Regions from separate parts of the Mus musculus genome. Here region 2 is linked to region 1. The links are chromatin loops, found by intact Hi-C in ENCODE. Cell type or tissue: heart. All regions are shown on one strand. Links, peaks and the distances in the headings refer to the core of each region. The heading gives the core; the rest is flanking DNA.

The links. Peaks named below come from ENCODE experiments on the same cell type or tissue, not always from the same donor. Only the 100,000 strongest peaks of a DNase experiment are listed, where the experiment ranks them.
Region 2: it touches region 1 in a loop (4-fold over the local background); 4 of 42 quality-filtered maps call a loop at or near these places.

What each region holds. Positions count from the first base shown.
Region 1 is chr7:73,272,281-73,280,618 of GRCm38, reverse strand. No RefSeq gene overlaps it. Among named protein-coding and RNA genes, the nearest start is that of 4930429H19Rik, 34 kb to the left of the region's middle. In heart, for the core only: no CTCF peak of the experiment used is centred there; DNase peaks (open chromatin) are centred at 1,818, 4,588 and 4,728.
Region 2 is chr7:73,033,182-73,041,519 of GRCm38, reverse strand. No RefSeq gene overlaps it. Among named protein-coding and RNA genes, the nearest start is that of Gm6567, 65 kb to the left of the region's middle. In heart, for the core only: a CTCF peak has its summit at 4,467; DNase peaks (open chromatin) are centred at 1,439 and 4,549; H3K27me3 peaks cover 2,450 bases.

The DNA of each region.
Region 1 (8,338 bases), core at 128-8,127:
GGGATCCTCCTGTCTTTGCCTCTCCGGGTTGAAAATCCAGGTGTGCACCACTGTGCCTGGCTTTCTATGTGGGTCCCAGGGGCTCTGATCAGGCTTCATGCTTGTGTAGCTGCCACTGGGCCACGTCCCCAGCGTGCATTATTGTTCCTACCAAATACAAGATCTGCACCAGTGTCTCCTTAGCTGCCTTACTGTATAAATAAAAAGCATTTAATCTTCGTCCACACTGAGTGTCTCTTCCTGTGAAATTCTGTTGGCCAACTCATCTTAAGATGTTCGGAGATGGTTTTAGTACTGTCTTAATGTTTTTGCCTATACTTATTTGTGAACCCTGTGATCCTAGCAAGATCATGCATGTCAAAATTTCAGCACCGAACTTCTTGCCAACACATATCGACAATACAGTTCATCAGCCTAATTGGTTTGAGCAACATGCCTGATCCCAGTGCACTTACATCATTCTCACTGAGCTAATTTGGGTGAATTCCATGAAGATATTTTGGTTCCATATCTGAGTTTGCCAACTGGCTGTTTATGTACCTGTCCTAGTTTTCAGCATGTAGGCATTTGCATTACTTTATTAGTTTGCTGTTTTTATTTTCAGAAACCTGGCAAAGCTTCATCAATACAAAAAAAATTAATGGCACATCTACAGGGTTTTAGACTATGCAAAGTTTGATTGCAATTAGGATTTAAACTTTTTTCTTTTTTCTTCTTTCTTTCTTTTTTCTCTTCTCTTCTCTTCTCTTCTCTTCTCTTCTCTTCTCTTCTCTTCTCTTCTCTTCTCTTCTCTTCTCTTCTCTTCTCTTCTCTTCTCCTCTCCTCTTCTCTCCTCTCTTCTCCTTCCTTCCTTCCTTCCTTCCTTCCTTCCTTCCTTCCTTCCTTCCTTTCTCTCTCTCTCTCTCTCTCTCTCTCTCTTTCTTTTGCCACTTCCAGTTGTTGCAGTCACTGTGTCAAAACTCATCTTTACTTAGGCTCAGTAGCAAAGAAAGTCATGATTGATTAGTCATGTCTGCCATAGATATGGGAGGAGGGAGTGGGGTCCTGTTGGCCAAATAGTTGCTGTTGGTGCTAGGAGTTGGTGATATAAAGATAACTATCAGTCATTTCAACAGGGGAAACAGAATTTTAAAAAATGGAAATCATGTGATAAGTTCTATGACACTGGTTTATAGAAAGTTCCATAGTCATGCAGAGGAAAAAGCAAAATTTATAAAGCCTGGGGGTGGGGATGGGGGTGGGGGAGTAGTTTGGGGAAGGGGAGGCAGGAGAATACAAAACAAGTGACATAAAAGTAATGTTGCTTTGCAGAGCATTTGTACTCTTCTTCTGGGTGCCTCAGGTGCTCTTGAGGAGTAAGGCATGGGCAACAGGGAGAGAAGGTGGTCCAGCCAGCATCTACAGCAGTGCTTCTCAGCCTTCCTAAGGACGCAGCCCTTTAATACAGTTCTTCATGCTGTGCTGACCCCAACCATAGAATTATTTTCATTGCTACTTCATAATTGCAATTTTGCTAGTTATGAATTGTAATGTAAATGTCTGTGTTTTCTGATAGTGTTAGGCGACCCTTGTGAAAGGGGTCATTTGGCTCCCAAAGGGGTCATGACCCACAGGTTGAAAGATACTGCTCTACAAGGACAGCTTAGGGTCTGTAGGTGCAGCCAACTGGCCTCTCCGAGTGTCAGTGTGACCACAAAACCAGAGACTTGTTTTTCAAATTGGAAAACTGCTATCCTTGGTGCCAAGCGCTCGTCCTGCCCTTTTGAAAAAGAGGAGCCAGTCAGCCAGGTCTAAAAATACTCAGGACTGACAAGAAGCTATGGGCAGAGAGGACCCGGAGCCTGGCTTGGGAAGGATGGGAGGAGGCTGGCACAGTGTATCAGTGGAGGGAGGCTGGCACAGCGTGTCAGTGGGCTCACATGAGAGCGCAGAGCACAGGGTTCACATTGTCATTTGTTACAGTTGAAAAATGAAAAATAGAAAATACTTTGTAATATGAAAGATGATACCTCTGAGACAGTATTTTTGACGTGGTGAAAATTGTTTTTTGAGGCAACGTTTTAGGTCGCCCAGGCTTGCTTTGCTCTCAGCCAAGTAGCTGCGGATGATCTTAAACTTCTGTTCTTCCTGCTTCCTCCGCCATGGTGCTGGGATTTCAAGGATGCACTCCCATATCCTACTTATGTAGTACTGGGGATAGAACCCAGGGCTTCATGTATTCTGGGTAGGCACCCTTCCAATTTAATTGTACATTTCATCCCATAATGTATTCTATACTACTGTATGCATCTAATGCTCAGCCTCTCCCAGTATACCCTAGGGTGTGTATATTTACCTTGCCATTTATGAAGGAGCTTGAATTTTAAAGATGAGGAATCTGGGTCTAGTCTGTCTGAGGCAGAGGCTAGTCATGTAGAATGGTTTTCAGACAAACTTTGATCTCTCCTCTCTGATGGCTAGTTTGCTTGGTATTGTTTCCAGGGGAGGGGGCGTCTTGATTGCTGGGCCTCTTAGGAAAACCTCTTGGTGGGTGAGTTTGGGTTTGAAATGTGCTCCTTAAGCTCAGCTAAGCATAAAGATACCTGCTTCTCTTGCATAGGGAAAGTGGGCCCTGCTGTTGGCCAGGAAGAAAGAGACATCTATTGGTCACATTGGTCACAGAGGGTAGTGTTACCCAGGGATCACTGGCATGTCTGTCAGGGATGGGTGCTTTCTATCTGAAGACCATGTCAACCTGCTTTGTCTGCTTTGTTTTGTTTCTAGTGACAGGCTTTCTCTGTACAGCCCTGGCTGTCCTGGAACTTAATTTATAGATCAGTCTGGCCTCGAACTCAAGAGATCAGCCTGCCTCTGCTTCCTGAGTGCTGGGATCAAAGGTGGGCACAGCTGCCACCACCACCGCCACCACCACCTGACAATACATTTTGTCTTTTTCTTGGATGTCTCATTTGCTCTTCCCACACTGAGCTCCAAGACTCCCGGGAGACTGAAAGACTTTAGGAATATACTTAATGAGGTTCATTATATCCTCCTGACATGGTTACTGTGTGCACCCTCATTTCTGTCCCGAATTTTAACTTCAGAGCATGTTAGACGCAGACAATGAAGGATGGTGGGTCCTTGGCGACATCTTGAAGGATTGCCTATGCTTTCCAATACAAATTACATTTCTTTGGTTGTGATGTTCTTTTCTGACAGCTTTCCTATTTTATGCTTTTCCCCTCCTGAGACACTTCAAGTTTTATGTGGGAGAACCTTGGGGCATATTAATAAGTAAGTAGCATCAAGAACATACTAAAAAAATGATGATAGTTCCTTAGTCTAAGACTAAAATAAACCCAAAAACCAAAACAAAACCAGCCAGCAACCATCATACAGCTCTTCTCCTGCATGTGTGTGTGTGTGTGTGTGTGTGTGTGTGTGTGTGTGTGTGTGTGTGTGTATGTGTGTGTGTGTGTGTGTGTATGTGTGTGTATGTGCATGCATATACGATATGTCACCAAAGCTGGTTTCAGCAGATCAAAATCTCTGGGCAAATCCCCTTTAAATATCTCCATGTACATAAGAGCTGAGGAGCTGATACAAACAAGATGGAACAGTTGAAGTGAGATGGCTTAGGACATTTTTTGGACCATGAGAATGATTCCTGTAGGTTCATATATTCGAACACTTAGGAAGTGGCACTATTTGAAAGGATTAGGAGGTGTGGCCTTTTTGGAGTAATTGTGGCCTTGTTAGAGGAAGTGTGTCACTGGGGGTGGGCTTTAAGATTTTGAAGTCTAAAGTTAGGCCCAGTGTCTCTCTCTTTCTGTTGCCTGCGGATCCAGATATAGAACTCTCAGCTATTTCTCCAGTACTATGTCTGCCTGGATGCCGCCAGGTTTCCCACCATGATGATAATGGACTAAACCTCTCAAACTGTAAGCTGGCCCCATTTAAATGCTTTCCTTAATATGAGTTGTTGTGGTCATGGTGTCTCTTCACAGCAATTGAACATTGACTAAAACAGACCACCTCCTGCCCTGTTATCTTACTGTCCTGGTCAGATTGGTGAATCTGGCTTCAGTTATTTGGTGTACACTGTATTATGAGAATAACTTTTATCTACAAAATACTGACTTTAGCCCAAAGTAATATACACTGGTTATCATCCAGTTGCCCAAGTGAATTCTTCAAGAGACCCTTCTGTCACTGGGGGGTCCCACAGTCCCTAAACAACTGGGGCTGTGGTCAGAGAGACTGGAGGTGGGAGAGGGGGCTCGGAGATCCTAGGTCTGGATACAAAAGCTACATTTTGCCCTAAGTTTCTCCAGCTGAGGATTCCTCCTTCCAGAAGCACTTGCTTCAGCTGCTTGGCTACTTAGCGCCTCAAATCTCCACAAGCTCATGGCTCAGGGGTGGGTGCTGGGTGCATGACTCAGCAGAAAAGAAGACCGCCAAGGTCAGTCTGTTCTCGAAAGAAAGAGAGCAGCGAAGAGCAGAGCCCAAAAGTGAGTTCTCCAAAGTGTTGGCTAAATGAGAGGGAAAGAATGCAGACATCTTTCATAACCCTGGGATGTGTCAGCAGCTGTAAAATAAATACCGAGTCAGAGTTACTTCTGCTGTTTCTCTCCTGAGAAGGGGCAAACTTCCCAAATAAAAATAATTTAATCTCAAACAGTTCATGCACCAGCAGCGATCTCTCCTGCAGGGACAGAACCCCCGGAGGGGGGGGGGGTGCGGGGCACAGGTCAGTCCAGGACAGCAGGGTGACTAACAGATAAGCCTTTCGGAATGGTTGGAAATATCCACCAAGTAGCAGCCCTGTCACTCAGCGTGTCTGCTCTTTTGGCATCTTCAAGTGATTTTATCTACTGAGAAAATGTGTTTTCCCATGGAGAGACACGAAGTCAATGGGGTAGCGATGGGGCATGGTGTTCGTGACCTTGGTATTTCCCACCACACCCCTGGCTTTAGTGCTTCAGTTTTTCTTTTCCTACAATGCTTTATGCGCTCTCTCTCTCTCTCTCTCTCTCTCTCTCTCTCTCTCTCTCTCTTTCCTTCTCTGCTTTTGTATGTTTGAAGTGTACGAGTATGTATATGTTTGTGTGTGTGTGTCTGTGTGTATGTATATATGTATGTGTGCTCGAACACACATGTGCACATTTTGCGCACGTGTATATGGAGGCCAGAAGCAGATGTGGGTGTCTTCCTTTTATCATTATTTACCTTATCTCTTAAGACAGGCTCTCTTTTTGAACATGAAGCTCACATATTCAGCAAGACTAGCAGGTCAGTGAGCTTTAGGAAGCCCCCAGTCCCTGCCTCACCAATGCTAGGATTGTAGGTCTATGCTAGCACATCTGGCTTTTTACCTGGGTGCTAGGGAATCCAAACTCAGGTCCATACAACCACTTTACTGACTGAGTCATCTCTTCAGCCCCCTTATTCTTGAATTTTTATCCCCTTCTTACTTCTGTCTTAAAACACCTTTAAAATCAGATTTAAACCTCCTAGAGAAAAAGCTTGTTTATATTTAGCAGCTTGTTCCTTCCTATGTGTGAGACAAAAGATAAAATGTCCAAAAAAGGCTTTCTGGATTTCAAGTAGCTGTTTGTCCACAGTGTGCGAATGCGTTAAGCATGAAAGAATAAGACAGATACAGATTAAATTTCGTTAATATCTCACATGTGATTTTAAAGTGTTGGGCAAATATGTCTGGGATCAAATCTGAGTTGGGGTTTAAGAGAAAATTCAGGATGTTGAGTAAAGGAAGAATAGTCCAGCGAAGTTCATCTAGTCATCTTTCACCAGGGCCTGTGGGATCAGAACTCCCTCCTGGGAGGACCAAAACCAGTCACTGTTGAAGTGGAATCCACGGGGCCAGAGAGATGGCTCAGCTGGTAAGACTACTGGCTTCTCTCCCAGAGGACCTGGGTTCCATTCCAGCACCAACATTATGGCTCACAACTATCTGTAACTCCAGCCCCCGTGGGATTGGATGCCCTCCTCTGTCCTCCAAGAATATCAGGTATGCTTGAGGCACACAGCTAAGACATGCAGGCAAAACATCCATTTATGTGAAAAAAAATTAAAAAGAAATGGTTAGGCACACAGGCTAGGAGGACTCAGGCACAATGCTCTCCACAGCAGTGCTTTCCACAGCAAACAACAGTTCTTCCCAAACACTACGTGGATGAGGCAGCCAGTCCCTGGGAACATTCTGGTCACATTAAGAGAGTAAACTTTCAGCAGACTTTGAGTTAGCCTTCTGTCCACAAATAGTGGAAGATAAGACCTAGTCCCTACTGAACATTCTCATAGAATTCTTCTGGTAGTCCACACCATTGACATGGAACCCATGATTTTGTGGAAGTCCCCTCTTATGTTTTGTCCCTTCCTGCTTCACCTCTGTTAATCAATCATGTCTGCTAGTAGAGCCTGGTTGACTAGACCTACCATACCAATGGCTCTTGGAATTACCTTGGCTCCTATCTCCCACTTCAGGGCACATCATCTGACTAGCTTCCTGGAACTCCACCCCCAACCTTGCTTGCTCTAAAATTTTCCATGTGGGACATGGCACCAACTTCCTGGAGTCCTTTCCAGCTCCCTGCATCATCTTTTGTTTTTTCAGGGTTCGTTAAATTGTGTGTGAATTCCTAACATGATATGTGCAGATGGCTACAATCCAGCTTCTTCCTGCTTTCATATCTTTTGAATCATATCTTTCATATCTTCATATCCCATCTTCTCATCCACGTCCCTCAATAGTCACCAGCTCCTCGACTCAAGGAACTACTTGCCCACTCAAGCTGGAATATCTTGGGGGAAGTTAAAAAGAGCTGTTCTGTACTTCTGTTTCTGCATTTATAAAGTACGGGTGAAGGGTGATGTTTGGAGGAAGTGTAAATAGGACTCCACCGAAAGTGATGATGCATGGGCTAGGCTTTCTTATAGAGCTAGCTGTGCAGTGCTTGTTGGTCTCGAGTCTTTGCTGATCTTTGCTTCACTGAGAAAGGCACAGCAGAGAACTTCTGGTGTCTCTCCTGGTTCTTGCTGCTGCCTCCTGCTGATTCGGCTGAGGCCTGGCCATTCCTGCTAGGTTGTGCCACTGCTGCTGCTATCCTGACACTACTGAACTGGACTGTTGGTATATCCGTGAAGTGCTTACGAGCGGATCAATCTGCCTCTGCTGCCCTGTCAACTGAACAACAGATTTCCTAACAACACAGATGGGATCTACTCCAAAGAACCATTTCTAAACAGGTCCATTTTCCCTGTATACTTTCTTTTCCACTATCCCTAGTGGGTGGCAGCCTAGAAGGGAGGTTAAAGCATTTAAGAACTATCATTAGAAATAGGTTTTGAAAAAAAATAAAGTTACACACCTCCTAATAGTGGCACTCCTCAAGTGCCTATGGCAGTCATTTTCATTCTAACCACCATATGAAAGTCCTATGGGCTGAACAGTTGTGAAAATAACATCTCCTGCAAGCCCAGGCATTTTAATAAGCCATGGCTAACATAAATGATGGAATCCTTCAGCCATGTCAAATATGAAATGCTGCCACAGCTGGCCCAGTGTGGGAGAAATCGCCTGCTCCCTGGGATACTACCCTGTGTCCAGACATAACTGTGTGAGACCTAAACATGGAACTAATTCCTGGGGGAGTGGCCTTTGCCAGTGTAGCTAGTTTATCCATGGCCATGTGAGTTGGAGAGAGAAGGGAGATGTATGTCTAGGGCACAGGGATACTTCAGAGAACTTGGAGCCTAAAACTGTCTTTGGGGATCATGCTGTTGCCCAGGATTCTCTGTCATGCAAGAGATATCCCCCAAAGCAAAACAAACATCCCCAAGATCCCTATTGTCATTCTTGCATGTTATATAAAGTCAATTTTAAGAAATTTTAAGCATATTTTACTATTTAGTAAACAATGCATGATATTTACTTTCCATCCATTATATACCCACAGCACAATTTTTAACAAGTATATTTACAAAATAGAGGCATAGTTTTCCCTATTGTTTGAGAAACACAAAGATGGAATTTCCATATTAGCATAAACAAGGGACAGGTCTCTCCTATGTGAGCAAGTGTTCAGAATCTCCACATTTGCACTAGAGAATCAGCTGGATGAGAGCTGGAGTTTGGAAGAACATTGCTAAGTGCTGACAAATGAGATTTAGGCCATGGGGCATTTGTTTCTCCGAGGTATGGCCCTGGAACGGGGGGGCAGCTCCCTTGCTTTCAGTGGAAGTTGCAATGAGGATGTAAGCTCTCACGTTTTCCCACACTTATCATTGGATTCTGAAATAGTGGAGATGGTTTAAATGCAACTAAGATATTTTGACC
Region 2 (8,338 bases), core at 230-8,229, 240 kb after region 1:
TTTGACACTAGACAATCAGTTGGTATACACAGTGAAGTGGACTGCCCTGTCTAGCCTCAGTAGAAGAGGCACCTAGTTCTACTACAACTTGATATGCCAAGATGGGCTGACATCCATGGGGGGCCTCCCTTCTCTAAAGAGAAAAGGAGAGAGGGACTGGGAGGAGAGGAAGGAGGGGAAGCTCGATTGGGATGTAAAATAATACATTAATCAATGAAACAAATATTCTGTCTGGAATCATCTTTTTATAGCAATGTAGCTCGACGCAGTTTATACTTCTTGCTTAGCACAGTGTATCCACGTATAGCACAGGAATAATCATATCTTTTCCGAGAACTTTGCAAGGTTAATAGAGCTCACACGGCTTCTCCAGGCTGTGCACGATGAAAGTGTTGGCTGACAGGGCGGGCAATCCTGAGGCATGCTGAACAGATTCTATTTTATTTTTTTTTATAATAATTTAATGAACACTGATCACGTTCACTTCCAAATCCTCCCAAGTTTGCCTCTCCACCTGAGTGACCCCTCCCCCACAAAAGAAGGCCAGGAGGGAGAGGAGAAGGTGGAGGAGAAAGAGGAGGGAGAGGAGGAGGAGGAAGAAGAGGAGGAGGAGGAAGAAGAAGAAGAGGAGAAGGAGGAAAAACAAATTCAGTTTGTGTTACCACATACTCACTGGGGTATTGTCAAACTCTCAGTGGGCAGCCCCTTAAAGAAAACTGCATCCTTTCCTACCTGAACCTCCACCAAAGCCATCAGTCACGGAGAACGTCTTTCTTACCTCAGGTTTGAAAAAGCTTTTTATTGATTCTTTGTGAGTTTCACATCATGTACCCCAGTCCCACTCGTCTCCCCATCCCTTTGGATCCATCCTCTGTTCTTGCAACCTCCTCTCCCAAAGAAAATAAAATAAAAAACCCAAACAAAACATAGAAAACATCTCATCATGGAAACTGTAGTGTGTCACAGTGTGTGCCACAATAGACCCTTTTTTTGTCCACGAATCTTTACTTGCATATAAATTCATTGTCACGAGTCACTGGCCTGGTTAGATGCCTCTGGCTTCTGTGACACCATCAATATTGAATCCTCACTGGGACGCCTCCCTGTTGGCAGCTGTTGTTTTGAGTCGTGGAGATCCTGTAGCTTTGGAGCAGAAGGACAGGCCGCATGCTCCAACTGTTCACAGATGAGGTAGATTTTGGGGTGGGACAACTCAGATCCCTGGATCTGGGCCTGGGTGGTAACTGATGGTCAGCCAAGCAGCTCCCCTGTATCTGCACCACCAGGGCAAGCTCTCCAGCACTGCCCTGAGAAGCTCACTCAGTGTGACAGTGAGCCGGGAACAAGATCAGCTCTCCTGGTCCCATGCCCTTGAGACCAGCTCACGGGCACTCATGCCAGCAGAATCCAGCCAGCTCCACTGTACTGCCTAGTGAAGGTGCAAGGTCCACTCTCCCAAGTGCTGCGGCTTTTGAGGATCTGGGTCAGTCCTGCTCTCACACCCTCAGAGCTGGCTTACCTGTGCCTTTGTCACCAGTGCCAGTTCCACTGTGTTGCTCAGGTGAGGTACAGGGCCTATTTTCCGTAGTGCTACAGCTGGTAAAGGGCAGGGGCATTCTGATGGCTGTGGGGCCAGCTCTCCTGATTACTTCAGGTCACAAGGGGAGCAGGAGGGTGTAACTCCTGTGACCACATCACCTCAGGGAAGATGAGTGGCAGGGCCAGATCTCCCATGCCCTGGCCACCAGGGGCAGCTCGCCTGTCCTACCCAGGCAAGGTACAGGGCCCATTCTCCTGAGTACTGCATGCAGCTGTTGAGAGCCAGGGCCCATTCTTCACTCTTATGACCCTGGGGCCAGCTCTCCTGACTGTCACAGGTGTCATGGGGTAAGGAGTGCTTTTCACAACTTTTAAGAGTTCTCCTCAATGGCTTTCTGTCTAGGCTGTTACTTTTTTGGGGGGAGTAAGAAGGTATGGGGAGATAGGGGTTGTCAAATAAGCCTATTTCCCTCTTTCTCAGCTGTGAGTCTGTGGTCATCAATACCACAGCAAAAGTAGCTTCCTTGTCCTTTACAGTCAGAAGGGGCACAGAGCATGGACTTCCACATGGTTGGTCTCTGGTATCAGCATGTGTCACAGACTTCAGCATGGTCTCTGGTGGCAGTACAGACTGCCACGGACATCATCATGACCCTCTGCCACAGGATGTGTGATGATCACCATCCTAGCTCTTGGTGGCAACATAGGCTACAGACATCAACATGACTCCTGGCTGCAGGAGGACCACAGACCCAGACATAGCCCTTGCTAGCAGCGTGGACCCTGAACATCAACATGACTTCAGGCAGCAGCAGACTATACACATGGCCTTTGTGGTACTTCACTCCACAGACGTCAACATGGCTCCTGGCTGCTGTAGGACCTGGGACATCCAAATGAACCTTGGGCTTCAACACTATGTGGGCAGTGGACCACAGATCACAAAGTGACTTCCAGGGGCAGAATGGATCATAGAGGTCTTTTGAGGAAGTCAAATCCAGAAAATGAACCATTTTTCATCTTGGCTATCTGGTCATTGCTCAGAACCAGGGCGATTGTACAGTGGGGGCACCATATTTGAGGTCTGAGTCTATGCAAGCTCCAGGCTGCACATCACTCTGTCTGCCCTACTCAGCGACATGCTCTCCTGTCCACTGCAGCCATCTCTCACACCTGTCATTGCTGTCATGTCTCTACCTCCATCTCTCTCCACTGAGTAGACACCACTCATTTCCTCTAGCTCTTTCATCTTTCCATCACATACTCATTTGTTGAAATGCCATCAGAAACTGCAGTCTCTCTCTCTCTCTCTCTCTATATATATATATATATATATGTATATATATATATATATATATATACCCTCAAGCAGATTTACATGCAAATATTCATTGCAATAAACTGCTGGGCTGGTTCAAGGTTTCTGGTTTCTGAAGCACCATAAATACATAACCATTACTGAACCTAGGCTCACATACCCTGCTGTTGCATAGAGTCAGGCTGATGCTGTTGCTAGGCAGGGCATCTGGGGATAAGCAAATTTTAAATAAATGACTACAAATTTGAGAGATAGGAAGTACTTTGTGAATATTGTCTTTAAAAGAGATCATGTGACTCTTCCTGGGTTTACCTGGTTTTCATCTCCACTGGGCCATTCTACTGGGACATGGTCTCTTCAGAGGACCAAGCATTAAATAACAATAAAGGTGCTGAGCCTTAGAGATTGCTTGTTAGATGGGATGCGTCTGGATGCAGCTGAGTGTGTTATACACAGAAGTCAGGAAACATAAAAGATCAAATACAAATCAGGATGTCTAATGAACAAAAACCTGTCTTCAGACATACAGCGAGGAGCAGGTCAAAGGGGAATGGGGTTAACATACCCAGGACAAGGCAAGAGGAGGAAGAGCTGCATGCTTGGAAATGTGTAATTCGGTATGAGAGTAGTGTCTAATTCTGTATAAGGATAATGGTTTAGACACAGTTTCAAAGCAACACGGGTCCCAGCTCCTTCGACTCCTGGGCATCACACTTTGTGACTCCTTAACTTTATTCTATGGACCAGGCACAAGGCCTTTGACAGAGAGAGGCAATCCAACACACACCGGACCTGCTGAGCACATGGGCAGGGGACCGACGATGCGTGTACCTTGTCCTTCAGTTATGATAAGCCTTAAGGTATAGCAGGGAGCAGCCAGCCAGACCTGAGGGGAAACCACGTGGCTAAGCAACTTGACCCTGGAAGCTCCCCGTCTTTTTCTAGGCTAAAAGCTGAGGAGCTTTGAGTTGTGAGGAAAAGACCCACAGATCTGTAACTCCAATACCTAGGAATTCGACTGTTTTCCCCACACCTCTCTTCTCACTTCCACGTTCTAGGCTTTCACTGTTTCCCAAGCCAATAGCGTTCACCGTAGCAGTAATTTTGACTCAGGGTGGTGCTAGGGTTGGTGTAGGGCTTGACCCCAACCCTCAAGTGTGGGCTTTGACTGATGGGGGGGACTTTTCTGCCCTGGTCGCCATCACACGGCTTCCAGACAGGTCTCTTGGGTGGATGCTTCCTATGTAGCAGAGAGTGCTTCAAAGGGAGACACAATAAATTATGCCGGGGGCTCCCAACCCCAGCTGCCAAGGGCAGAGTCACAAGCCGCAGGCCTTGTTCTTTTAGAAGAATTCTGAGTCTCCCGGGTAAGGTTTCCTGTAAGTGTGGGTGTTCAGATGGCTTGTTTTGGTGATGTTTTTTGATACATGCAACTACTTCCAGAGGCTCAGAAATGACAGAGCCCTGCCAGCAAATCTTCACACTCGAGTAAATAATAGCACAAACGACTCCCGCAGCCCAGCAGTCGTTCTTTATGCTTGCATTCTCCAACGCCCTTTCCTCAGTCTCCAGTTCCAAGCTTGTTGAAGTTTCAGCAGGGAGGCGCTAGGCACAAAAATGTTCCAGAGTCGGCTTGGCTGAGGGCGACCCGCCCATGCAAGGACAGGGAATTCCAAGATAAACAGGCCGCGTTATCGCTCCAGACTTTGTTGGCACAGGGTACGGGTTTCCAGCCCCAGAACATATTTTGTGTGGATAATGGACAAGCAGTTACTGCGTAAACACATGAGGAGCTTGCAGGTGTTGTGTTCCTCGGTGTTTGCCAACCAGATGTTCTTCTGTGGGGCTTGCCTTTTGGCCCCCTCTGTGCCTGGAGCTGAAGCGAAATGTCACTCTTTTTCTCTCTGTCGGCGAAATAAAGCAATGTTCTTATGGGAGATGCCCCAAAATAAGAATAAGCTCTAGTTTTCTCCTGCAAATGATTCATGTGTTTGTGTGTGTTGTCTTTCCTTCTCTAGTCTCTCTCTCTCTCTCTCTCTCTCTTCCCTCCCTCCCCCCTCCCTCCCTCCCTCCCTCCCTTCCTCCCTCCCTCCTTCCCTCCCTCCCTTCCTCCCTCCCTCCTTCCCTCCCTCCCTCTTTCCTCCCCCCTCCCTCCCCCCCTTCCTCCCTTCATTTTTTCTCTCATGACACTTAGGGCAAGATGCTCCTATTAAATTAAGCATGTACATCTTCCCCATCTTCCCTTTTGTGAAGGAACCACTCTAGACTCCTTGGAAAGTTTCAGAGGTGACTTTAGATCTCCTGTGCTTTGGATTGGCTTAAGATGCAGCAGGTGTCCCACACAAGGTTTTAAAACAGGGTCAAAGGGTGAGCGCATGAGAGCCATGTCTGGTCAGCAAGTTTTCTCTCTTTGTGGCTAAGCCCGAGATACATCAGGGATCAGTCAGGAGAAGGCTGTGTGCCTTACAGTGCCGGGAAGGCTGAAGGAGGCAGAGTCACGAATGGACTTGCTCTTAGAAACTGAAATGTCATCAGAAACGACTGTGAAGTTCTCTCTCATGTGTCATTAACCTAGAAAGGTTCAATCTGGCTTTCATGGAAGGAGGCTTGGCCTGAGCTCTGGCTCAGAGCAGAGGCTCATGAAAACCGGTTGCAATTAAACCTCAAAAGTCCCTCAGGTAACATAAAGTGGGCCTCACTCCTCTACTCTACCTTCCACACTGAGTTAGCCTTGGGCAACTGGGCCTCAGCAGCTGGGTCTTCAGGTTCATCCTTGTCACTATGATCAGGACAAGGCAGCTGCAGCTGCCCTGGCTCTCGGCTTCTTCTTCAACTGACTACACAAGGAGGCAACCTCCAAGCCTCCAAGAGGTTAAAGGTTGATCATGGAAAATACAAAAAAAGTGGGGGTAGGGTTGGAGTGTGGAAGAGATCAAGCTGTACACTCAATTATGTAGTACTTGGAAAAGCACTTGAGGGTTAAGACCTTATTTGTTATTTTATTTGATCCTGGCTAACAACACCTTTTGTGATTATAAATTGCCATGGTTTCTAAAATACTTCCAAGAGCAAAATGTAGGAGGCAGGGAAATTAAGCTCTCTTTGCTGGTAAGTTCTGTGGGTCATATTGAGTTTATGTAACTGACCCAGTCATTTGCCAATCAGTTGCAAAGACAATCTGACTTGAAACTTTTAAGACCAATTCCAAAGCAGTTCCCAGAAACTCAAGGGGTTAATGGACTAGGAGGCACTGTTGATGTTTTATGGATAAGATTACCAAACATGGATTAATTAACTAACTGCAGTATTTTGGAGTGGAATGTGTCAAATTTTGTGAAGTCCATTATTTTGCATGCAAGACAATGGTGGACCATCACACACCGGAGGTGCACTTGAATTTCCCATCTATTGATGGTGGCACCTCTCACTGCCTAGTGATTCCCTTTGGAAGAAATTTATCTGTTCTCCTTCTCAAAGAGAGTTGTATGAACAGGCTTCAAAGGTTGACTCTAGATTGGCATGGAAGAGGATGCTCCTGGAATTAGTTCTGACACATGCAGAAGGATACCTATTATTCATCAGTGTTCATAGGGGCATGGGTATCAGTTACAGGAGATGTACCAGCTCTGGTGGGAAGATGTGGTGTGTGTCGGAGAAAGTGCAGAGGCAGCTCTCATGGGCATTCTGTTGTTTAGGGCTGGGCTCCTGCTCCCCAGAGTACCCTGTAGTATGCATTTATTCATGCTACATCCTTACATGCTATTTGTTCTCACAACTTCCCTGAAAGCTCTTGCACAACTGTTTTTGTTACAGTTATCAATTAACTGTATCAGGGGTATCACACAGCCTCAGACATTGAGCTTGCTTTCATTTTCATTTTATTTTATTTCGAGAGGCCGGTGAATATGTGCATGAAGGTATAAGACCTATGCCTGGTGTTGCTCCACCCCAGGGGGAAACACCATCCATCCACTCATAGCTCGGCTCAACCTGGACTGTTATGGTTTTTCATTTTCCAAGCAGAGTGAGACAGCTGTTTGTTGTATACAGGCTTGCAGTTGTGTGTTTTGTTTACATTTTTTTTCTAGGCCTGGTTTGATAAAGGCACTCCCATTGTTCAGTGAATGGAGTCTGGACTCCTTGGCAGAGCTGCCCAGATTGTCCTGTGGGTGCCTTGCTTTGTAGTAAGGTGTTCAGGTGTCTTCCCAAGCACATTGTTCTCACATGCACATATCAACACCTCCTGCCTGAGTCCTCCTGCACCCCTGGTCCTCTGCAGGGCATCCTTTCACGTCAGCAAGAGACACCTTTGATTTTCTTTGTCCTGCCAGCTACAACTCCTACTTGATAGACCAATAAAATTGCTAATATCCCCTTAAAAATTAAATCCCTTACCCCTGCGCACCCCTGGAAAATTTTATAGCATTTTGATGATATAAAAATTATCATGGTGGCCTCATTTAATTGAAATTACCGAAAGCACCTACATGGTGAGTTTTAAGGTCAAAGGCTGGATTCTAAATATTTTGGTGTTCTCAGAATCTAGGAAAATACTTAGTATAGATCAAATGATTAAATACTCATTGGATCCGCAACTCGGAGAGAAATGGAAGTGGGATGACTATCACACGTTGCTTTATTTTTGGAAAAATGTGAGATGGCTTATGAACAGTTCAAAATCAGTAGATATTTGTAGTCGATCCAAGGATGCTCTCCCAGATGGCTGCCTGCCTGGTTCAATACCTCACATATACTAGAGACTCAGTAAAGTTTTGTTTGAATCATAGACATGCTTGAACAAAGGCTCTCATTGTCTCTGCCAAAGGTGTGGGTGGATCTTGAACTCACTTAGCTATGGTAGGCATCTTCGCTGACATACCTTGCCCCACACATTCCTTTTCTTTGTCCCTTCTAATCTTAAGAACTAGGGATGCTCTTCCATACCTCTATATTATAAAGTTATGGTTCAGGGAAGCCTGAAATCGTTGTCAAACATGGGACCACACAACGACTTACTGGCTATTTTTAAGCTTGACCTATCTTCCTTGGGTTTCTGGCATCAAAGATCATTAAAAATAGATAGCATTTTAGAACATTTAAAACACCTGATTATACTGAACCATCACCACTGGTTTTATTTTCTCTTCCTGTGGTTCTCTGAGGTTGAGCAGAGAAACCTCAAGGTCACTTTCAATATCAAGCTGTCTTTCAGCCCAGGGCCCACGCTCCCTATTTGTAGGTTATTTGATTCTTTTACTCCCGTAGAGAGCAAGCCTCCTGCCATTTCCTTGACAAAGATGGCTTGTAAACTTGTACCTTATACTCAAGATAGAGGAGAGTAATAGAACCTCAAGTGGGGTAGACTATTCTGCAAGACAGTTGACCCACTAATGAAGCAGTTTGTGACTGAAGCCTCTTTACACTGCTATTTCACTATTAAGTGATCACGGGGGTGGGGGGGGTGGGGGGCAGGGCAGGAGC